2 separate regions of the Homo sapiens genome follow, and region 1 is linked to region 2. The links are chromatin contacts, found by Hi-C in ENCODE. All regions are on one chromosome and are shown on one strand. The core of a region is the stretch at or near the end of the contact, and the rest is flanking DNA. Distances in the headings are between cores, read along the strand shown.

Evidence for each region. Hi-C counts contacts between places; a loop is a spot of excess contacts on that map. Pooled maps may share reads with other maps.
Region 1: a loop to region 2 is called in a pooled map, with 3 times the contacts of the local background. The contact joins the enhancer-like site here to the promoter of CLN6 in region 2. A Hi-C loop is called at or near these places in 2 of 37 single-sample maps with no recorded cell type and 4 of 50 pooled maps.

Annotation. Positions count from the first base shown.
Region 1 is chr15:67,079,878-67,083,285 of GRCh38, reverse strand. All of the region lies in intron 1 of SMAD3 (SMAD family member 3), which reads right to left. Among named protein-coding and RNA genes, the nearest start is that of SMAD3, 16 kb to the right of the region's middle. RefSeq lists enhancers at 67-186, 944-1,083. Within about 2 kb of position 2,050, at least 33 of the 41 ENCODE cell types and tissues checked have a DNase peak (open chromatin) inside an H3K27ac peak, as active enhancers do.
Region 2 is chr15:68,228,323-68,231,815 of GRCh38, reverse strand. It overlaps CLN6 (CLN6 transmembrane ER protein), which reads left to right and starts at 2,088. Exons shown (of 7, transcript NM_017882.3): 1 at 2,088-2,314. The coding sequence starts at 2,232. RefSeq lists enhancers at 1,344-1,393, 2,624-2,703, 2,734-2,803 and silencers at 2,045-2,224, 1,994-2,583.

The sequences.
Region 1 (3,408 bases), core at 801-3,300, 1.1 Mb after region 2:
AAACAAAGGGTTGGGGGCACCCTGGCATGGCCGTCAGGGCCTCCGTCTCCCCAACAGGCTGACGCTCTATGAGTGGTGAACTTGGACCATTAACTTCAGAACTGAGGCAAACAGAACCAGCCTCGCACTGCGGCAACTTCGTCTGGTTTCATGCCCCGGCTCACCTGGCCACTGCTTCTGGAAACTGAAGAATTTTCCAGGAAAGTAGCTGTTGGTTCCAGGCCCATGCTCAAAGGCACCTCTCTCTGCTCCACCAGGACAAGACGGCAGGAAGACAACTTACGTATTTACTGGAGTGCCCACCCCATGCCAACCCTCACCTCTTGGATCAGTAGCAGTGATAGATTCTTTTTTTAAACAATCAGAGCAAAAACTGTAACTCTTTTAATCAAGCAAGAAAAACAAGAAGACCTCAAAAAACTAATTAACTCTGAGATGTTCCCTGGGGTTCCAAGTTATCCCAGCTCCTAGATCAATAGGAAAACAAAACACGAGGCCTTGGGACAGGCTCTGTTTTCTCTGAATTGGAATGAAAGGGCACTTGCACACTTGAAGTTAGTGATTAGCTCTTTGCGACTGAAGACTCAAGGGTATTCCCTATCTGCAGAAAGTTCCGTCCGACGACGGCAAAACTTTATATAATTTGGACAGGACTTTGTTTTTAACCACTAAACATTTATAGAATTTTTATGTCTTCCTATATATATGCTTTCAGAGAAAGTTTCCAGCAGATTCAAAACAAGAGAGATGCACAAAGATACTAAACATGCAATTAAACTGCATATGGTTTTGAAGCTAGAACACAGTGAGAAACTTTAGAAAATTTCCCCTGAGGGAGGAGGCTCTCAGCGCTGTGCCCTGCCCCCACTTCAAACCCTAGGGCAAGTTGTTATCATTTTGTCAACAGGAAAATAAGACTGGTGGAGGGGTGGAGACAGAAATCGCAACTGCTTGAAACCTGAAACAACCTGGCTTGCATCACAAAATGTGTGGCCCTGGGCATGGCATTCAGAGGCCCAGACAGTCCCCCTGCTCTGTTTCTCAGGTCCTTTTGTCTCCTTGGGCCTCAATTTAACACCTCTTCCAAAGCTACCAGACTGCCACAATCTACTCAGGAGATACTCCAAACACAATTATAGCACTATCTCTCCACCTGACTGCAAGCTCCATGAGGGCAGACTTACCATCATGTCCTCAGAAGTCAGCAAGACATCATCAGTAAGTGTTCAGGAGTCTCACTTAGCGAAGGAAACCAGCAACCAACAAACATTAATCAGTAAGTTGGTGCCTAAGTAATGGCAGTTTTTGCCATTATTTTCAATGGCAAAAACTGCCATTACTTTTGCACTAACCCAAATAAAATTTACTAAGCACCTACCTCCATACTAATCACCCTGATGAGTCAAAGGAATAGCCTGGGCCCTTGACCTCGAGAGGCTTCTGAGGGTCCATTATTTCTGTCATTGACTGCATGTGATACAATACTGACCAACAAGATACCAGGAGGCTCCCGGGGAAGGTTTTCTTCCTAAAGAGACCCCCAAGGAATAGGAGCCCTTTTCTGCCCTTGGATGCAACGTTTATAGACGGTAATATCTGCAACAGTTGTGGCCACCCTTGGACCAACAGGAGACAAGCTTGAAGAGAATATGGCCAGGAGGAAAGATGTAAGGCTCCTGAGACCTTCTGATGCCTGACTTTCCTGCTTCTAGCCTTCTTAGTGGAAGTAATAAGCCCTCTTATGATTGAAGCTATTTGTTGGGTTTCAAGTCACTTTTGGCCAAAAGCATCCTGATACAGCAATGCTGGGCTCCGATACAGAATGTGGGATGGACTCACGACGGAAGGGGCCAACTGGCTTACTGCGGCACACAGGCATGAAGGACTGAGGGCCTCAGCTGGGGAAGGGAGGCTGGCAAGGGTAAGAAGAGCTGTAACTCAGGAGACTCAAAAGCCGCTTCCAGCCTTACCCACAAGATGGCCTAGTCATCCCCATGACACCAGGGCTCAGTTCCCACGATGACTATCTGATGCACTGGAGCATAAGTAATGAATACTCTCTGTCCATGCCACCCCCACACATGCCTCCGCGTGTCTGTGGGGTAGCAAAAGGGGAAATGCATCGTGTTCTATTTATAAGACCCAGCTGAGCCACAAAGGCTAACGACAGGGGCACTGTAGTATCAGCTGAAGCTCTCCAAACAGGTGCCAAGTTTGGTTTGAATTTATATTTCACATTTCTCAGGCTGAAACCGTTCCTCTCTGTCATTCCAACTGCTCTCCTTGGAGCTCACCCGACATGGCCTCGCCCACAGCAACAGTCTGGTTGGAGAGTTGAGAGAACTCAAGTCCCTCTCCAGACTTCCAATAAATTATCTGGGGCAAGAGAAGGAGGATGAGGTTTGGATGATCGCGGAAACAAACCCTGAGAGCCCAAAGCAGGAGTGAAACAGCACAGCCCTTACATGTTCTCTGCAGAATTCCGTTGGCAGGGAGGGGTTATTCGGGGCCACGTGCTTGCTCCGCAGCGGCCCTGGCACATTCCATGCACTGACCACAATCAAAGAGAAAGAAAAGGCATGCTTACTGTTATTTTTAATTCCTTCCTCAAGGCCTTCCAAAATTCTTCAGCAGGATTATCCACTAAACTTTCACCACTCCCAGCCAATAGTCCCTTTGAAGCCCAGAGCTAAAGTAAAGTGGAGAGCAGGAAAAGTCAGGTCCCAGAAGTCTCTGCTCTTGGCCATTAAATATCATCCAAGTTGCACTGGGCCTAGTGGCATCTCCCGGACTTCAAAGGGACAGGGCCTGATGATGGTGCCGACATAGTAGAGCCACGTGAATGCCCTGCCACTGCCACCCCCACCTGCTCCATACACACCTGACCTTGACCTCCACCTCCTTTCCCTTCAGTAGTAGACATCAGCATAGCCAAATGTTCCCTAACTCATACTCCAGTTAATTAAGCTCTAGTGCTAACTTTACCATGTTTTCAACATCTCGTCCAGTTTTAAAATATTACATTGCCAACTTGTTGCATGACCTTGGGCAAGTCCTTTCACTTAGAATAGCAGGACATAATTTGCACATTCCCTTCCACTTAAGCAACAGCACATGAGCTGGCGGATCCAATTCTCCATTACCTTGGTCAGGTATCAAGACCAGAGGCAGGGTGACTATTACCCAGGTTTGCCTGGACGGTCCTGATTTATGGCCAAGGACCGTAATTAATAGTGGCCATAATTAATAATGCTGCCCCTTTTCACTCTTGGAAACATCCTGGTTTGTTTGATAAATTATGTAGTCACCCTAGATTCTAGAAGGTGTAGAGCTTCAGTGGCAAATCCAGCTCCAGCCCTTAGCCTGAGACTTAAAGCAACTTACCTAAGTAATCTGAACCTTGTTTCT
Region 2 (3,493 bases), core at 839-3,338:
AATTCTCATCTTGTTCATTCAGAAAGGCCCAGCCCCCTGCCAGGTTGGACTCCCCTCCCCTCAAGGGGTAGCAGCGGACTCCAGAAAAAAGGCAGATGTGTTTGTATTTAAGAGATTGGAGGATTAAATGAGCTAGAGAGGCTCCCTCCACACGGCCTCATCCTCTGATGGCTGGAAGCCCACCTCTGAGTGTTATTAAATCGATGATGACATCATGGGCACTGCATGCCCCTCCCTCTGGAGCCCAGCAGGCTTGCAAAGCCTGCAGAGGATAAGAAATTGGGGTCAGAGCGGGAAGCCTCAATCCTTCTTCTCTGGTGTATACCGAGATCGATGTGTAGATCAGATTCACCAGAATTAAATCTGGGGCCCCGTCTGAGTGCTGTCCTTGGCTGACCCTTGGGCACAGTACTTCAGCTCAGGGCCTAGGTTTTTCTCTGCTACAAAACAGAGACAATCACCTGTTCTCCTTACGACCTGGTGTGTGTGGATCAAATGAAACAAGGAAAGCTTTAAAGCAAATGTGTTCTTCAGGGGACCAGGGGCGGAGGGGGGGGATTGAGGTGTGGCCTGTGGGCTGCTAGAGCCCAGGATGGGGCTGATGGAAAATGACTCCCAGGCAGGCAGTCCTAGCCTCCCACAGCCAAGAAAGGACATGCAGGTTCTGACCAAAGGGGAAAGAAATAAATCCAATAAACATCTCCCAAGAAGAAAGACAGGAAAGAAAATAGAATGGAAATAGGCATAGCTCAGACCCCTCATGGTCTGGGAAGCAGACCAAGGATACTGGGCAGGGGAATGGCACATTGCATTTGCATCTGAGGCACATCCCTTCCAAGAGGCACATCCCTTCTGCAGCGGCTTGAGGGCTGGGTGAGAGGAGACAGGACTGGAGACCTGCACATGTCGTGTGCGCCTGGTGTAGCACGGGGGTGGTGGGGAGAATGGGAGTTGGTTGCAGTTGTTCTAGTTAGCGGCCTGGGCTGCTGACAGTGACCGTGGGGAGGAGAGAGTTTGTGACATTGACAGTGGTGTGGAAGGTAACCTTTCTGTGGAGGGAAACCTCAGGTCTCGAGACGGGCTATTGTAAATAACTTAGTCCACCAGTGCTGGGCTCTCTGCTAAGAGTTTCATATAGTCATCACAACTCCAATGTAGTAGATGCAATAGGCATCTTCTTGTTACAGATGAGTAAACTGAAGCTGTGAGGGGTTGAGCCATTTGCCCGCATCACAGCTAGTTCAAAGTGGTACCACTAATGAAGTCCTGGCAATCTGCCCTGCAGGCTGTTCTCAGGTTTGACCTTTGGTTCTGTTTTTCACTTGAGGATGCTGTCCCCTTAGGTTCTGTCTGTCTTGTATGCTCCGGTGACTCACGAGCCTGTCCACTGGGTTCCCAGGTCTCGCCTCAGCTTCAGACCACCGGTCCAACAGCCTTCCTGACCCACCTCAAGCTTAATGCGTTCAAAGATGAATCTTTATTTACACGAAATCTGCTCTAGCCCACTTCCCGGGGGGTGCCTCCACTATCCACCCAGGGGCAGAATCCGGCCACTGCCTGAACTCTTCTCCCCTCACCCCCCACATCCAGAGTCCCAGTCACCATACCTCTCACACGACTCTAGATGTCACCAACTCGCTCCTTCCCACTGTCACCGCCAGCCCCTCACTAGAACATCTGCAACCCACGTGCTGCACCACGCGGGTGCTACACGTGCAGGTCTCCAGTCCTGCCTCCTCTCCTCCACCCGTAAGAACAAGGGAAATCCCACAGAACCCTCTGCCCCGGGGAGCATTTAAATCAGCTTAGTCTATCTCCAGGTCGCTACCCCGCCCCAGCCCAACACCCAGGCCTCAGTCACCCTAGACAGAGATTCCCGTACCCAGGCAGGCAAGGGACCCTAACACATCCCAGCCCGCTGGTGGTCACGCGCGCAGCCCGGACAGGCCAGCAGCCCCCGCCCCGCGAGGACGCCACACTCGCAGCGCCCGGCCCTCCCCTAGCGGAGCCCGCCCCGTCTCCCTCCGCCCCGCCTCCCTCCGCTCCGCTCCGCTCCGCTCCGCCCCGCCCCGGGTCCGCAGCCCCGCCTGTTCCTCCCGAGGGCCGCGCGCTCTCGCCGGCCCGCCCCGAACCGCCCCGCGCTGGGAATTTGCGGCGGCCTCCGCCGGGGCAGCCGAGCTGAACCGGTCTCTTCCTCGGAAAGGCAGGGCCGAGGGGCCTGCGGGGCAGCCATGGAGGCGACGCGGAGGCGGCAGCACCTGGGAGCGACGGGCGGCCCAGGCGCGCAGCTGGGCGCCTCCTTCCTGCAGGCCAGGTGGGCGCGCGCCGGGGTGAGAGGGCGGGCTAGGCGCCTGTGCGCTGGGGCCTCGGGACCCGCCACGTGACGCTCCTAGGGCTGCCGGGCGGGAACCTCGTGTGCGGCGCTGGCCGGGGCGGAGCGGAGCGCGGGGGGCTTGGAGGCGCGCTACCGTGGCGGCGGTGCCCCCGCGTTTCCTTCTCTGTCTGGGGAGCCTGGGGCCCAGCGGGGCTCGGCCTCCCCGCTTCGCCGTTGCTCGGGTGGGAGGAGCGCCCGCCCGAAGTTTGGGGTTTTCCTCCCTTCCCGCGTTCCAGCGACCCGGGCTGGCGCCGGGACAGCCGCTGCGCTGGGAGAGCTCCCCAGGGCGGTGGGTACACACACCTCGTCACTCGGACCCCCAACTTATCCGCAAGTTCCGGGCGCCACCTCCGCGTTCTCGGGGTCCCTCCAGCCCTGAGTAGGACTTGATTCTGTCATTTATCAGGAGGCTGTCTGCTTGACCTGGGGCACCCAAGAATGTGCGAATGTAATGGAAGAGACAGCGGGGAAGGGCGGAAGCTGCCGTCCAGAGAATGAATGAGGAGCCCTTCTCAGTTTTTGGTTTATCTCGTTGGGCGAGCAGAGCTCCATTCTACCTTCGTCCCGTTTTACTGACCAGAAACATTCACTGCATTCAGCAGGCATTCTTTAAGCGCCTGTGGTATGCCCAGCGCTGTGCCAGGCAGTAAGGGGGTAGGCAGGGTGAAGGTGGGAGAGGCTTACGGTCCTGTAGGGATCAGGAGAGACAGAGCCCAAGTGGGAGTGAGCGGTCATCTTGGAGGGCTTCATGGAGGAAGTGGCACTTGAGCTGAGTCTCAGAGGACTTGGTAGGGGACCCAGGGAAGACAGGCTGTTCCATCCAGGGAAACAGTGGGGAAGGGCAAGGAGTTTAGTGGTGCTGGAGCTTTCCGGCTGTAAAAGAAAGTGACAGGAGGATGCAGACTGATTGTGAAGGGCCTTTAATTGCAGCAAGTCTAGGACTCGAGTTGAGGACCTAGATTGCAAAACTTAGGGGTAGGCGCACTGCCGTGACCGTGAGTGCCGCCTCAAATGTTGGGCCTTGGAGGCCTTGCTTGTCTCACCCTAGTTCCTGTCCTAGGTGACAGGTTAAGGACACAGTCTTTATCCCATAGGCACTGGGGAGTCGTGAGAAGTTTC